Regions from separate parts of the Homo sapiens genome. Here region 2 is linked to region 1. Evidence: chromatin loops called from intact Hi-C (ENCODE). Cell type or tissue: dorsolateral prefrontal cortex. All regions are shown on one strand. Links, peaks and the distances in the headings refer to the core of each region. The heading gives the core; the rest is flanking DNA.

What was found. A loop is a pair of places that touch in the nucleus more often than their neighbours do. Peaks named below come from ENCODE experiments on the same cell type or tissue, not always from the same donor. Only the 100,000 strongest peaks of a DNase experiment are listed, where the experiment ranks them.
Region 2: it touches region 1 in a loop (1.9-fold over the local background); 23 of 110 quality-filtered maps call a loop at or near these places.

Annotation. Positions count from the first base shown.
Region 1 is chr21:17,508,546-17,516,990 of GRCh38, forward strand. CXADR (CXADR cell adhesion molecule) reads left to right here and starts at 4,498. Exons shown (of 7, transcript NM_001338.5): 1 at 4,498-4,627. The coding sequence starts at 4,585. It also overlaps the pseudogene BTF3L4P1. RefSeq lists silencers at 3,949-4,068, 4,129-4,668. In dorsolateral prefrontal cortex, for the core only: CTCF peaks have their summits at 4,158, 4,361 and 5,570; DNase peaks (open chromatin) are centred at 3,489, 4,426 and 5,066; H3K4me3 peaks cover 4,162 bases; H3K27ac peaks cover 4,915 bases.
Region 2 is chr21:17,450,425-17,458,869 of GRCh38, forward strand. TRG-GCC1-5 (tRNA-Gly (anticodon GCC) 1-5) reads right to left here and starts at 4,435; the gene lies at 4,365-4,435. RefSeq lists an enhancer at 4,205-4,274 and a silencer at 4,315-4,524. In dorsolateral prefrontal cortex, for the core only: no CTCF peak of the experiment used is centred there; a DNase peak (open chromatin) is centred at 4,407; H3K4me3 peaks cover 439 bases; H3K27ac peaks cover 2,667 bases.

The DNA of each region.
Region 1 (8,445 bases), core at 172-8,171:
TGATCTGCCCGCCTCGGCATCCCAAAGTGCTGGGATTACAGGCGTGAGCCACTGTGACTGGCGAAATCTTCATTTCTTAAGAACAGCATTATCATTTTTCAGAAAACAGAAAAATTAGCAGCAGTTTCACATATAATAGAAAGTTTCTTGGCCTGGCGCAGTGACTCACGCCTGTAATCCTAGCACTTTGGGAGGCTGAGGCAGGCAAATCACCTGAGGTCAGGGGTTTGAGACCAGTCTAGCCAACATGACGAAACCCCCATCTCTGCTAGAAATACAAAAATAGCCGGGTGTGGTGGTGCATGCCTGTAATCCCAGCTACACGTGAGGCTGAGGCAGAATTGCTTGAACCCGGGAGGCGAAGTTGCAGTGAGCCGAGATCATGCCACTGCACTCCAGCCTGGGTGACAGATGGAGATCCGTCCCAAAAAAAAAAAAAAAAAAAAGAGAGTTTCTTAATTCACATGTCTTCATATTCCAAGCTGAGAAGAGATGAAAATCCTTTAATTCTTAAGTATAAATTAACCTTTGAATATGATTGTAGGATTTTAATAATCTATGGGTGTGTTCATAGATCTATTAGTGCTGAGACATTTTTGTAAGGATGGATGCTTTATTAACCACAGTTATTTGTGTATCTGTAATTATAGCCTTGATGGAGCAAGGATCATCACCTTTAAGCTGGTTTAGAGGCTATATAATGTGGAGTGCTTGGTGCATTACTAAGACAGGGCAATTCACTTAATGGCTGTGCACTATTTCTTAGCTTGGTTTGAAGACAAAAAAGAATAATTTATATGTTCCAGAATAAATGAGATTATCTTATTATAGCTTCCAGAAGACATAATTTCCAAGCTGACAACAGCCACAAATGCATTTTAAGGTGTCTTTAATATATTTCACATAACTGCATAATTTTAGCTACTGTTTATGAAATAATTTAGTCACAAACCAAAGTCTAAAAATGACTTCATGTAACTTTTTAAAGAACAATACTTCCCCAAATAAGATCGACTGCTTCTTTCAAGATTATTTAAATCTTAGAATGGTACATTTTAAAAAAATCTGTGTTCAGTAATCTAAAGCAGCAGAAAAAAATTGATGTAAAACTTACGTTTTAAAAAACGCATTCTGGGCTGGGCACAGTGGCTCACGGCTGTAATCCCAGCACTTTGGGAGGCCAAGGTGGGCGATCACCTGAGGTCAGGAGATCTAGACCATCCTGGCTAACATGATGAAACCCTGTCTCTACTAAAAATACAAAAATTAGCCGGGTGTGGTGGAGTGCACCTGTAGTCCCTGCTACTCAGGAGGCTGAGGCAGGAGAATCGCTTGAATCCAGGAGGCCAAGGTTGCAGTGGGCGAGATCACGCCACTGCACTCCAGCCTGGGCGACAGAGCGAGATCCTGTCCCCCTCTCCCAAAAAAGCACATTCTGAAAAGATATATTTAAGGTGCAATGATTTGTTGTTGCACAGATACTTAAATTTTATTAACATATTGCCATAGAAAATAAGCATTCAATTCAACTTGAGAAATACTTGAGAACCTAGTATGTGCTTTCAGAAGTGACGAAGACAAAAAAAAAATGTGCTTTTTCAGCCTTCTAGAAGTATTTAGAACAAGAAAAGTGATTAATAGGTATGCAAATGCCTAACACAGAAGGAGGCAAAAGCTAAGAATTAGAAGAAAAAGTACCAGGAAAGGGATTAAGATAAAAATCCTTTTGGGTAGTTGTTGTTCCTCTTCCTCCTCCTCCTCCTTCCTCCTCCCTTCGTCCTCCCGGTCCTCCTCCCTCCTCCTCCTAAATCCTTTCGGGTAATTCCTCCCCCCCCCCTCCTCCTCCTAAATCCTTTTGGGTAATTCTTCCTCCTCCTCCTCCTCCTTTTCTTCTTCTTTCTGCTTCCTTCTCCTTCTTGGATCAAGGCTCTCTGCAACCTCTGCCTCCTGGGCTCACTTTATTAGCTCCACTTACTGAGATCCTGCTTACCGGGTTCCTGCACATAGTAAGTGGAAGATAACAAAACTAATATTGGATAATATTTGTCCTCCTACCTCAGCCTCCGGAGTAGCTGGGACTACAGGCACTGCGCGCCATCACATCCGGCTCATTTTTTATTTTTAGTAGATATGGGGGGTCTTGCCATGTTGCCCAGGCTGGTCTCGAACGCCTGGGCTCAGGCGATCGTCCACCTCTGCCTCCCAACATGCTGGGAGTTCGAGACCAGCCTGGCCCATATGGTGAAACCCCGTCTCTACTAAAAATACAAAAATTAGCCGGGCGTGGTGGCGCGCGCCTGTAGTCCCAGGTACTCGGGAAGCTGAAGCAGAAGAATCGCTTGAACCTTGGAGGCGGAGGTTGCAGTGAGCCGAGATGGGGTCACTGAACTCCAGCCTGGGCGACAGAGCGAGTATAGAAAAGTTCTCGTAGAACACTGTTAAACAGATGAACAACTTCAATACTTGCTCTTCTCTGCTTGATTTCATTTAGTGTGGTGAGTAAAAATTTAAATTCCAAATATTATTTACACGCAATTATATCCAGTAGAATTCCTGTTTGCTCAAATGGGAAGTCCCTAGCCGTTACTCATGTTGTCTTACGTCTGTATTGAACTCTTATTAGTTTGTAAAAGCTTTGGCAGAACTTTACAATCAGATGGTATGATTTTGCAAAGCCACTTCCTCTTACTACCACTGGTCATCTGTCATTTATTGGGCTGCCGTAAAGCAGGATTCCCCTTAAATCAAATTAAATTGGAATCACTTGAGTAAGGCTCAGGTACTAGTATATATATACATATATAGATAGATAGATAGATAGATATATTTTTTTTTTTTTTGAGACGGAGTCTCGCTGTGTCGCCCAGGCTGGAGTGCAGTGGCGCAATCTCGGCTCACTGCAAGCTCCCCCTCCCGGGGTTCACGCCATTCTCCTGCCTCAGCCTCCCGAGTCGCTGGGACTACAGGCGCCTGCAACCACGCCTGGCTAATTTTTTGTATTTTTAGTAGAGACAGGGTTTCACCGTGTTAGCCAGGATGGTCTCGATCTCCTGACCTCATGATCCGCCCGCCTGGGCCCCCAAAGTGCTGGGATTACAGGCGTGAGTCACCGCGCCCAGCCAGGCACTAGTATTTTTAAAACATTCTCCAAGTAATTTTCATGTGCAGCCAGAATTGCAACTCACCAGGCTAAACTGCAGTTGCGCAATTCTGGTCTTCTTGATACCTGATTTCTTTGCCCCTTCTCTTTTCTGGTTCAATGCATAATAAGAATTTTCCAATATTAGTTTTATTAGCTTCCACTTACTGAATTCTGCTTACGGGGGTTCCTGCTTAGTCTAGATAGTAAGCAGGAACTTACAAACTATGTAAGCTTATAGACTACATAAGCAGGAACCCTGTAAGCAAGAACTCAGTAAGTGGAAGCTAATTAAAACTACGTGCCAGGCAGGGTGCCAAGCATTTTTTGTGCATTATCTCATTTAACTTTCATAGCAACCCCGAAGTAGGTGCCATTTCTATGAAACCTGCCCAGTTACTGCCCCACTCCGCGGAATAAGCTCTTACCCACCGCTCCTCTTCTTCAATTCATTTCTGTTATGGAACTGTCGCGGCACTACAAAGTCTCTATGTAGTTATAAATAAACGTTATCTGGAAGAGCAGCCGACAACAACTTTCAAGATCTCCAATTCCCCGACCCCACACTCCAACTGACGCCTTCAACCACAACTACTGAGCCCCACTTTCAAAGCTCACTCACTAATATTGGATAATAGTTGTCTGCCTACCTCAGCCTCCGGAGTAGCTGGGACTATAGCGTCTTACTAGCCAGCTTCAGGGCTAGAATAGCCTTTCTGTGCAAGTGGAAAAAACCTCAGGTATTTCCCAAATCGGTAGCTGCAGAGGGGCTCTATCCCTACCAGAGATGGAGAAAAGCCCTCTCGCGCTTTTTATGTCAGCCAGAGCGGCTCGTTAAGAGAGCGAAGGCCAGGGGCTGCACAGGTCGCATCCCGTGAGCATGAGGTCAGAGAACCTGCCCCTGGGGCAAACCGCGAGGGGTGGGACGGGTGGGTGCAGGCGGGGCGGAGGGTAGGAGCCGCCCTAGTGGCGGCCCCTGGGAGTGTCCCGTGCCTCGCCTTAAAGGAGGGCGCCAACGCAATTTCAGTATGTGGGAGACGGGCTGCCCCACCCCCGCGCGCAAAACCCTGGTTTAGCTTAAGGGATGGAGGCGGGGACCCCTGCGCAGGCTTGCGGCGTGGGAGGCGGCCGCCCGCGACCTACGACGCCGCGCGCCGGGAGGCTGAGAGTTCGGCGCCGGGAGGGTCCCGGGGACAGAAGAGCGCCTCGCCCGGTTGCCAAGGCAACCCCACGCGGCTGGAGAAGCCGGCGCTCGCAGCCCGGCCCGGGCCGCTGCCGGAAGTGACGCGAGTTCACCTGCCGAGCGGGGGCTGGGAGGAGGGGCGGAGGGTGCAGAGGTGCCGCCGCCGCCGCGAGCCAGTCGGGAGCGCGCGAGGCGCGGGGAGCCTGGGACCAGGAGCGAGAGCCGCCTACCTGCAGCCGCCGCCCACGGCACGGCAGCCACCATGGCGCTCCTGCTGTGCTTCGTGCTCCTGTGCGGAGTAGTGGGTGAGTAGGGGCCATGGGGTCCTCAGCACCCGCCCAGCCCGGGGGCGCTCGCTGCCCGCGGCCACCCAGGAACAATGGGGCGTGGGGGAGGGGGCGGGCGCGATTTGGGGGCGCTGCTGCAGGGGCGGCGGGGCGGGCAGAATTGCACAGGGGCGCTTTTGCTGGGCCGGGCGCTCCTGGAGCCGTCCCGTAGGGAGCCGCGCAGGGCGCGCGGAGTGCCCGGGGACGGAGCCCTCGGCGGGGGGTGGAGGCGGAGGGGCTCGGGCGCGGCGTGTCGGGTGCGCCTCGCAGCTCTCCCATAGCATTCTCTGCCCCGGTGCGGGCTTGCCTTTCTTTGCTCTCGCCGTCTCCCTTGTCAGCCTTCGTGTCGGTTCTCTCCAGCGTTACCCGATTTCAAAAACCTTGGGCGGCGAGTTTTCAGGTGTCGAGTCGCCCAGGCGGGGAGGCTGAATTGCAAACGCCATTATTCAATGGACATGGAGCTGCCCGGTGCCTCGGATCGGCCAGGCTACCTCTAGGAAAGAGGCGCTGAGCGAACGCCAGCCTGGACGGTGTTAGTCTCCTGGAAGCAGCTCGCCCAGGCAGGAGCTGCTAACCAGACGCGCATTGTGAAGGAGACCGTGGAAAATCAAAAGTGGGTTCCTGCAAAAATGTAGCATTGGTTTCTGCAGTCCTTGGGCGAAGTGCAAAGGAGAATTCAGTGACCTCGTTTTTGAGTTTGTAATGAGTCGTTCATTTTGGAGATAAGACGGGCTGAGTTGTACAGGGTAATTGCTAGAGGATTTGCCAAGTGCGTTTGTCGACTGCTCCTTTCTCTGGGAGGGGAAAAAAGGCATGTGAAAAATGCGTGGACCATTAGGAGGCGTAATCATTTTGACACTTTAAAAAACGGATTTTCCATGTCGGTGTTTTAACCAACTGATCTTGTTTGTCAAACTAAGCACTTGCTGCGTTTTATAACCAAATAATTCATTTTTAAAAATCCGTAGGTGGGATCCTAGGAGGCGCACTTAGTATAGCCTCTGGAAGGGTAATTTTTTGTTGTTAGGTGCTCTGAAGCAGGATCTAGTGGCCCTTTCTGTTGGGATGGCTCTCTGCTTCCTGTTGAAATGTTAATTCCATTGTTGGATGCCACAGCTGTGAGCATTACTCATGGGATCAACATTCTATTAGCAAGTCTAATCTTCGATCTGAGCCTATAGCACTACCTCCACCTTTTTGATATATATCATTTAGACTTGGCGGGCTGAAATGTCCAAAGTAAGCCTTCCGGAGAAGATGAAGGGTCATAGAACCAGTTTACAGGTACATTCCCACCTTTCTTTCTTTTTTTTCTTTTTTTTGTCTAGGCCGAACCTGAAGATGAAGTTGAGAACACAGTGTGTTCTCTGGGAAAAAAAAAAAAAATAGTTTTAGACCACATCTAAAGCAGAAAAGTGGAAGAACATAAATTATGTGGAGGAACTTTTTTTTTTTTTTAAATGGAGTTTCGCTCTTGTTGCACAGGCTGGAGTGCAATGGCGTGATCTTGGCTCACCACAACCTCCGCCCCCCGCGTTTAAGCGATTCTCCTGCCTCAGCCTCCTGAGTAGCTGGGATTACAGGCACCCCCCACCATGCCCGGCTAACTTTTTTATTTTTAGTAGAAACCATGTTGGTCAGGCTGGTCTCAAACTCCCGACCTCAGGTGATCCGCCTCCCTCAGCCTCCCAGAGTCCTGGGATTACAAGCGTGAGCCACCATGCCTGGCAGGAACTAGTTGTTGTTGTTTTAACGGGAATATTTAGATAATTGGATTTAATTTTTTTTTTTTGGAATGCCTCACTTTGATAGGCACAATTCTAAGAAATAATATTTTGATGCAGAGAGTCATTGTGCTCATAAGGTATACACGGGTACAGTGAACATCTACTCGAAGGGCCAGTGTCTCAGCTAAACAAGGCAACTATCTTTATTCCAGTTTTTCAGTTTAAGAACAGCTGAGGCCAGGCACGGTGCTTGTAATCCCAGCAATTTGGGAGGTTGAGACGGGAGGGTCATTTGAGTGTAGGAGTTTGAGACCAGCCTGGGCAACATGGCGAGACCGCATTTCTACAAAAAATACAACAAAATAAAACCCAAAAAGAACTAGCTAGGTGCAGTGATGCTTGTCATAGTCCCAGCTACGCGGGAGGCTGAGATGGGAGGTTTGCCGGAGCCTGGGAGGTCTAAGCTCATGAGGTCTAAGATCATGACGCTGCTCTCGAGCCTGGGCGACAGAGTGAGACTCTGTCTCAAAAAAAAAAAGAAGACATACTAATTGATGAATGGCTTTATTTCTTCAGATATTTCTGACCATTTAGAAATGCATTGGTATGGGCCGGGCGCGGTGGCTCACGCCTGTAATCCCAGCACTTTGGGAGGCCGAGGCGGGCAGATCATGAGGTTAGGAGATCGAGACCATCCTGGCTAACACGGTGAAACCCCGTCCCTACTAAAAATACAAAAAAATTAGCCGAGCCTGGTGGCAGGCGCCTGTAGTACCAGCTGAGGCTGAGGCAGGAGAATGGCGTGAACCCGGGAGGCGTAGCTTGCAGTGAGCCCACATCGCGCCACTGCATTCCAGCCTGGGCGACAGAGCTAGACTCCGTCTCTGAAACAAATAAACAAAAAAAAAGGCATTGTTATTAACTCAAGTTCACTGTTAACATGATTGACTCCTACTTTAGCAAAACAAGGGAAAGACTCATTCAGATTATACCGTCAGTGATAGATATTCCTCCAGCTCTGAAACAGTTTTGTGGTATACTCTGGCTGCAGATGGGACTCCTTTCGATGCATTTTTATTGGCTGCCTACTAGTGAGTCATACTACTAGTAATCAGTAGTAGCAGCAGTAGTAAGCAGTGGCAGTAGCAGTAGTAGTAAAATTAAACCCTTGATCAGTTATGAAATGCCAGATACTGTTCTAAGGGCTTTACATACCTATATATTCAATCCACCAAGCAACCCGAGAGGGTATTTATTATACTTATCCCTGTTGTACAAATAGAGAAACAGAGGCACAGAGTCGTTATATAATTAACTTGTGAAGATCACAGATTTGCTCTTGAATCTGTGTTCTCATCACACTATGCTCTTCTGTCCCTACAGCAGCCACTTTCTCTTACTACCACTGGTCATCTGTCATTTATTAAGAACCTACTGTTGGTTTGACTGTGTGTCAAATACTGAAGGCTTTTATTATTAGCTCTTTAATGTCATAGTCTTAATTGAATACTTTGAGGCATTGTGAGGACACTAGTTTCTCCAGGGCTTGGGTTGACATTGTAAACTAATGTGGCCTAGGGACCTGCAGCGTCAGCATTACTTAGGGATCTTGTTAAAGTTTGGGGTGGTGTTCTTCAATTGCCAACATGAATGGAACTAAAAAAGTCTGGTCTCCCAACCTCTTGTTAGCTATTTGATGGTGGCCAAGCCTCACTGTGTGTCTGTTGCCTTACGTGTCAAGAATGGGGATCCTGGAGCAGGTAATGGGGGTTGAAGGTGGAAGGGTTGGGTAGATGTTGGTCAAGGGATACAAAATTAAATCCATTATCCAACATGGTGACTATAGTTAATAACAATGTATTATATTTTTGAAAATTGCTATGAGTGGATTTTAAGTGTTCTCACCACAAAAAGTATGTGAGGTAATGCATATGTTAATTCCCTGGATTTAACCATTTCACAAGGCACACATATTTCAAAATAATGTGTTATATGTAGATAAACATACACAATTTTTGTCAATGAAAAATAGAAAAAAAACAGAAAAATACCAAATTTATAAAATAAATT
Region 2 (8,445 bases), core at 362-8,361, 58 kb before region 1:
CATAATCTCACTAATATCATATGTTATGGGTATGATATTAATAGTCATATTCAAACTGTTAATGAATCACATCAAGAAAGCCCGTCTCCTTTAGTGTCTTATAAAAATTATAGAGGAAAAACAGTGCAAGTCAGTAAGTATAATATTAAGGGGCCGGGTGTGGTGGCTCACGCCTATAATCCCAGCACTTTGGAAGGCCGAGGCCAGCGAATCATGTGAGGTTAAGAGTTCGAGACCAGCCTAACATACTGAAACCCCATCTCTATTAAAAATACAAAAATCAGCCAGGCGTAGTGGCGGGCGCCTGTAATCCCAGCTACTCAGGAGGATGAGGAGGAGAATCGCTTGAACCCGGGAGGCAGAGGTTGCAGAGGTTGCAGTGAGCTGAGATCGCGCCATTGCACTCCAGCCCGTCTGACAGAGCAAGAATATGTAAAAAAAAAAAAAAAAAAAAAAAAAGAATAAGGGAATCAACCGGGCTCAGTGGCTCATGACTGAAATCCCAATACTTTGGGAGGCTGAGGCAGGAGGATCACTTGAGCCCAGAAGTTTGATCCCAATCTGGGCAACACAGGGAGATCCCCGTCTCTACAAAAATTTTTTTAAAAAAAGAGAATAAGGGAATCATAAAGTTGGAAAGGTAGGTGAAAATCATTCTTCCTGTGGTTCCTAACTCTGGCTGAGCTTTTAATAAAATGCCAACAACGCCCAGGTCTTATGCTAAGAAAATTTGATTACACTTGTCTTATGTGGTGAAGGAGTAGCTGTGTATGTGCGGGTGTGTGCATGTGTGCGCGTGTGTGTGCGTGTGTGCATGTGTGTAGAGACAGGGGCTCATTATGTTGCTCAGGCTGGTGTCAAACTCCTGAGCTCAAGCAATCCACCTGCCTCAGCCTCCCACGGTGCTGGGATTACAGGCATAAGCCAGCAGGCCCGGGTAAGCAGTATTTTTTTAAAGTTCCCCAAATACTTCTAATATGCACCCAGAATTGAGGACACCCCATCTAATCCTACTCCATGTTGCCTAATCATTTTCCTGATGAGGCAACATGAGAGGTGACGTCACTTAGGAGAGTGAGTAAGGGACACACTAAAAATAACTAAAGTTACTCATCAGATCATAGATTCATTATGGAAGGAATGATCAGAAAATCAAGAGATTGGGAAGAATTGGCTTGTTTAGATGACCAGTACGGGTGAGATTAACTAGATGGAAAGTAAAGCAACCGCAAGCTGTATGTGGTGGCACTTCAAATAGGAGTAGTGGGAACTAACATGAAAAGAAAAAAATGATTACAGTTGGCAGGCAAAGGAGGGATCTGTGCAGGAAATAACTTGGCTGAATAAATAGAATGAGCTAAGACTAGATTATCCAAACACGAGATTCATTTCTAAATCAGACAGAGCTGAACTTAACAACAACTCTATCTACTTGTAGTTTCCTCTGTATAAATTTTACACTGCTAGTGAGCATGGATTTACAGTTATCTGCAAATCTTACTCCTGAAAAATGAGAATATAGACAGCTCCCTGATTTGGAGGAACTGAGAATGGAAATTACATTGTTGCATGAGGTCAAATATTTCTCAGGTTTATCTTACACATTTAGAATATTAAAAAAAATAAATTGGGGATAGCAATGAGGGAGATCAATGCAGGAGGTCAACCGATATTTATTGGCAGAAGAGCAAGGGAAAAAATGTGATGGTGTTTTGTTTTCCATCAACAGCTCCAATCTCTTCATCCTCCCTCCAAGCCAACTCTATTCCCAGATGGTCTTTAAATTCTAATATTTAAAGAAATATAGTCTTTCCAGGAGCAGTAGCTCGCGCCTGTAGGAAGGTTGCTTGAGGCCAGGAGTTTGAAACCAGCCTAGGCAACATGGTGAGACTCAAATCTTTTTTTTTTTTCTGAGACAGAGTCTCCCTCTGTCACCCATGCTGGAGTGCAGGGGTGCGATCACGGCTGACTATAACCTCCGTCTCCTGGGTTCAAGCGATTCTCCTGCCTCAGCTTCCCGAGTAGCTAGAATTACAGGCGTACGCCGCCACACCTAGCTAATTTTTATATTTTTAATAGAGACGGGGTTTCACCATGTTGGTGAGGCTGGTCTGGAACTCCTGACCTCAGGTGATCTGCCGGCCTCGGCCTCTGAAAGTGCTGGGATTACAGGCATAAGCCACCACTCCCGAACAAGACTGAAATCTAAAATAATTTTAAAAATAAATAAATAAATAAATAAAAATGTTACAGCTCAGCTCTTTTAGAATTTGTCTAACAGATTGCTTAGTCTTCACCAGGGCACCCCCTACCCCCACCACCCCACCAAAAAATGTTTTATCCAGGATAAAACTGCTTGCCTTATTATTTTCTTAATTTCATGCTGTAATCGTGTATACAGTTTCCCAACTTTTTTAGCATTAATCTTTCAAAATACAATTATCTCAGTTTGTGACCCTGATCATATGTCAAGTAATATAATTTTGTGACTCATACTTTCGGAATATTTTGTCTTAGCTTCCTGATTTTTATACACACATATACAAAGAAATCTCCATTTTTCTTTTCTTTATTCTTCTTTTATTTATTTATTTACGTATTTTTGAAGATGGGGTCTCACTGTGTTGCCCAGACTGGGTGTGGCTGGAATGGTGTGAGACTTAGAAATTACTGTAGATGTTGTTCATCCAAGTTGTCATAATGAAAATTGTGAGACATTCAAATCACTCTTTTTTATGTTATGAACCATGTGCTTCACAAACCCAGATCTCAAAGCTGTGTAGTAATCCTACTGTAGATTCAATCTAAATGTCAGCCTATGCAAATACAGACTATTTGATATAGAAATATTCCCACCCAAATATTACTTCCCAATAATTGTAATAGTAAGCCCATACAAAAATAAAGCATCAAAGACTTTTTAGCTGCCTAGCTACCATCCACTCTCTTTTCTATAGGTTTTCAAAAGTCTAATGGTTCCAACTTCTAATGGACTCAGCATTCGTCAGGGAAACTAGCTCCCAATACTCCTTGACCCTTGCACCGTAATTCATAATGCTTCCATTTTTTTGCTAAAAGAATCATCAATGGCTCTTGAATTTTTTTTTTTTTTTTTTTTTTTTTTTTTTTTTTTTTTGCACATATCCATCCACAAATGTCCCTGTTCCATTCTCCCCACGGGTACAGTGATATCTAATAATGAGTTACAAATTTTTTTTGTTTCCTCTTTAATAAATTTAGTACTGGTGTGGCTCTGAATAATTACTAAACAGCCAATTTTACGTCTTTAAAGTATGTGTATCCAGGCCGGGCGCGGTGGCTCACTCCTGTAATCCCAGCACTTTGGGAGGCCGAGGTGGGCGGATCATAAGGTCAGGAGATCGAGACCATCCTGGCTAACACAGTGAAACCTCGTTTCTACTAAAAATACAAAAAATCAGCTGGGCGTGGTGGCGGGCGCCTGTAGTCCCAGCTACTCGGGAGGCTGAGGCAGGAGAATGGTGTGAACCCGGGAGGCGGAGCTTGCAGTGAGCCGAGATCGCGCCACTGCACTCCAGCCTGGGCGACAGAGAGAGACCTCGTCTCAAAAAAAAAAAAAAAAAAAAAAAAATTGCGTCCACCTCTTCCTTATATGAACCGTTGTGAAGACTAGGGATAAAGTAAGTGAAGAGCCCGGATCTATCTGAAACACTCTTATCAATTGTTAGCTGTTATTTTTACTGTTTTCCCCTATATTCTTTTATATGTTTAGTGTCTTACAGGAAGAGGTTAAAAAGTGCAGGGGTGGGGGCAATAGGGGACAGGGAGAATATAATAAAGGATTAAGTAATTAAATAGAAGATAGGAAAGGGTGCTCCAAAAGCAAGTGTCCGTTCCAGAACTTGCTTCCTAGTAAAGCAAGGTCCTCAGGCCATCTTCTCTGAACCTTGATTCCACTGTATTTTCAGTGTGCGAACAGTGATTTAAATCAGTCCATTTTAGCTGTCAAACTCATACCGTTTGAGAAGATTCATAACCCCAGAGAGAGCGCTTACGAAGGAGGGATTAACATGGCAAACACATGCGCAAACTCCAGATGGCTGAGCTGAGACATGTTTGGGGGAAAGTCTCTCTCCTGACTGTGGAGGAAATGCTATATGGGAGGAAAACTAGTGTCTTTTGTGATAAAGGATGGTCAGTTAGTCACTGGGTCACAAAGCCTGTTCTACAAATCATTCAATTTAAGAAGCATTTGGGACCCCTCGAAAGTTTTTTTGTTTGTTTTTGAGACGAAGTTTCTCTCACTGTTGCTGTGGCTGGAATACAACGGTGCAGTCTCGGCTTACCGCAACCTCCCGCGCACGGTCCAAAACACATTTTCGTGCTGCATGGGCCGGGAATCGAACCCGGGCCTCCCGCGTGGCAGGCGAGAATTCTACCACTGAACCACCCATGCACCGATAGAAGAGTTGGGGAAAAGCAGTAACATGATTGGAACGCGACTGGAAGGTGTTCTTTGTTGCAAGAGACTAGATAATGGAGAAGGAAGATGATAATATTTTGGTCACTTGGCTGGGCATGGTGGCTCATGCCTGTAATCTCAGCACTTTGGGAGGCCGAGTGGGGAGGATTGCTTGAGCCCAGGAGTTCGAGACCAGCCTGGGCAACACAGGGAGACTCTTGTCTCTAAAAAAAAAAACTAAAAAAAAAGAAAATGAGCCGGGCATGGTGGCACGTGCCTGTAGTCCCAGCTACTCAGGAGCCTGAGGAGGGAGGATTGCTTGAGCCTGGGAGGTCAAGGCTGCAGCGAGCTGTGGTCATGCCACTTGCAATCCAGCCTAGGTGACAGAGTGAGACACTGCCTCAACAGCAACAAAAAAGTTGGTCACTTGAAGTATTGCTACTTATTGATTCATGATACAATTAAATGTTGCCTCTCCAGATTGTTTGGGGGAATTGGGGGGTTTTTTGAGAATAAAGTGCTCCAGATAGCCGTGTGAGTGCCTCTTGAATAAACACCAGTTTTTTTAAAAATTGAATTCATTTATATAAAAATATAAATTGCATTAAATGCTATTTATATTAAATGCTTTCCTGCCATCTTAAGCAGAATGCGCTGAATAATACCTTACTGAGGACTCAGCACCGTGACAGCCATTGCTGATTATTGCAGTGAACTGTGATTCAGTGATGTGGGACACACCGTCAAGGAAGTGAGTGCAATGAGAGCTCCACATACACAAAGTTCAGAAAAAAACAAAGCACAGGAGGCTGTTTGCTTTCTAACTACTCGTTTCACCCCTGGACTCTGGTGTACTCTCCAGCATGCCACACTTCAGGAAGGATATTGGCAAAGTGGAGTATTCTAGCTAAGAAAAGAAGCTAGGATGGTAAGCGCTATTGAAACAAGGTTCAGCCAGCAAAATGTCTGAAAGCGTTAGAGAAGCTTAACTTAGAGAAAACTTATATATAAATATTTAAATGTTGGTAGTATTGTCTTGTGACGATGCCTTGAATAGAAACCTGTAAATATCAACCTGGTCTCTACTAAAACTACAAAAATTAGCCAGGCGTGGTGGTGCAAGCCGGTGGTCCCAGCTATTCAGGAGGCTGAGGCAGGAGAATCGCTTGAACCTGGGAGGCGGAGGCTGCAGTGAGCCGAGATCGCGCCATTGCACTCCAGCCTGGACAACAGAGCGAGACTCTGTCTCAAAAAAAAGAAAAAAGAAAGAGAGAAGGGGTGGGGAGAGAGAGGAATAAAGAAAACTGTAAATATCTAATAGAATACTAAGACTAATTGGTAAAAATCATTACAGAAAAGCAGATTTTGGGCCGGACGCAGTCGCTCACGCCTGTAATCCCAACACTTTGGGAGGCCGAGGCTGGCGGATCACCTGAGGTTGGGAGTTCGAGACCACCCTGACCAACATGGAGAAACCCCGTCTCTACTAAAAACACAAAATTAGTCGGGTATGGTGGCACATGCCTGTAATCCCAGCTACTCGGGAGGCTGAGGCAGGAGAATCGCTTGAACCCAGGAGGCGGAGGTTGCGGTGAGCCGGAGATCGCGCCATTGCACTCCAGCCTGGGCAACAAGAACGAAACTCCGTCTCAAAAAAAAAAAGAAAAGCGGATTTTGATTCAATATGAAAGAAACTCCTCTTTATAATTCATTTTGATTCATAATTTATGTGCAAGATCTTACTTGGTTTCGCAGGTAATGGAATAATGAGCGAACAAAAGTCCCAAACTCAAAAAAGACATTAACCTAGGGTAGCTGGAATGGAGAGTGCACGAGGCGAGGAGCAATGAGAGTTGGAGAAGCAAATGGGACTAGATCATGGAGGGCCTGGAAAGGTAGGATTGTTTTAAACAAGTAACTGGAAGTGATAAATCATTTTAAAATATTTTTAACTCACATTTTAATTACAAAGCTAATTATTATAAAAGTAAAATAAGTTTATTAAAATTTTAAATATATCAAAATATATTATGTAAAAGTGAAAGTTCACCCTAACCCCAATTTACAGAGGTACCTGTGAGTCGTTTAGCCCGTGTCTTTTTTTTTTTGAGACAGAGTTTCGCCCTTGCCCAGGCTGGAGTGCAGTGGTGCCATCTCGGCTCACTGCAGCCTCCGCCTCCTGGGTTCAAGCAATTCTCCTGCTTCAGCCTCCTGAGTAGCCGGGATTACAGGCGCCCACCACCATGCCTGGCTAATTTTTTTTAGTTGAGACGGGGTTCCGCATGTTGGTCAGGCTGGTCTCAAACTCCTGGCCTTTCAGGTAATCCACCCGCCTTGGCCTCCCAAAGTGCTGGGATTACAGGCGTGAGTCACTGTGCCTGGTTTTTTGTTTTTTGGTTTTTTTTTTTTTGAGATGGAGTCTCACTCTGTCACCCAGGCTGGAGTGCAGTGGCACAATCTCGGCTCACAGCAACCTCAGCCTCCGGGGTTCAAGTAGCTGGGATTACAGGCACGTGCCACCATGCCAGGATAATTTTTGTATTTTTAGTAGAGACAGGGTTTCGCCATGTTGGCCGGGGTGGTCTCGAACTCCTGACCTCAAGTGATTCACCAGCCTCCACCTCCCAAAGTGCTGGGATTACAGGTGTGAGCCACCACACCCGGCCCCTGGCCTGTGCCTTTACTTGACCTTTTTGTTGCTATGTGTTCCACATCTATAAAATGAGGATCATAATAGTACCTACCCAATAGAGGCAACATGAGAATTAAATTAATTACCGCCAACTCCATAAAGGCAGGGATTTTGTTTGATTTAGGGGTTTTCAACCTCTGTACTACTGATATTTTAGGCTGAATAATTTCCGGTAGTGGAAAGAGGGGCTGGTGTCCTGCACACTGTGGGTTGTGTAGCAGCATCTCTGGCTTCTACCCACTTCTACCTGCAACAAAAACTATTTATAGACATGGCCAAATGTCCTCTGGGGGGCAAAATCACCCAGGTTGAAAACCACTGGTCTAATTTACTGCTGAGAGCCTGTCACCCAGCACAGCATGCAATAAATATTTGTCGAATTGAATGAATGAAGTGAATGCATATAGGAAGCCCTCAGTAAGTGTTACCTATTTTTATTATACTATTTTCCAACTATATAAATTTCTACATAAGTGGGATCCAATTATGTGTACTTCAAGGCAAATTGCATTTTTTCTCTAACAATCTACCTTGGTCATACTTTTACATCACCACCACCATTTTATACAGTTGTATCTCGATTGCTTTCTATGGCGTGAAAGTAGTTTTATAATTCATTTATTCAATTCATTATTGATGTGCATATAGGCTAATTTCAATTTGTTGTTATAAATAATGCTACAAAGAACATTTTTCATTATGAATTTTTATTTACTGTCACATCCGGGGCTATGCAATGTATCATGCCCTAATTTGGAAAGGGATTTTGTATTAGGCAGGTTTCTCCAGAGAAACAGAATCAATAGGATGTATATACACACAAGGAAACTTGTTTATAAAGAAATTGTCTTACACAATTATGGGGGTTGGCAAGTCCAAAATCTGCAGGGTAGACCAGCTGGCTGAAGACCCAGGAAAGAGTTGATGCTGCAGTCCAAGTCCGAAGGTCATCTGCTACAGATTCCCTTTCGCGGCAGGTAGCTCAGTCTTTCATTCTATTCAAGCCATCAACTGATTGGATGAGACTTACCCACATTAGGAAGAGTAATCTGGGCCAGGCGTGATGGCTCACACCTGTAATTCCAGCACTTTGGGAGGCCAAGGCACGTGGATCCCTTGAGCTCAGGAGTTTGAGACCAGCCTGGGCAACGTGGCAAAATCCCAATTCTACAAAAAATACAAAAATTAGCTGGGCATGGAGGCGCATGCCTTGTGGTCCCAGCTATTCACAAGGCTGAGGTGGGAGGATCGTTTGATCCCAGGAGGTCGAGGCTGCAGTGAGCTGAGATTGTGCCACTGCCCTCCAGTCTGG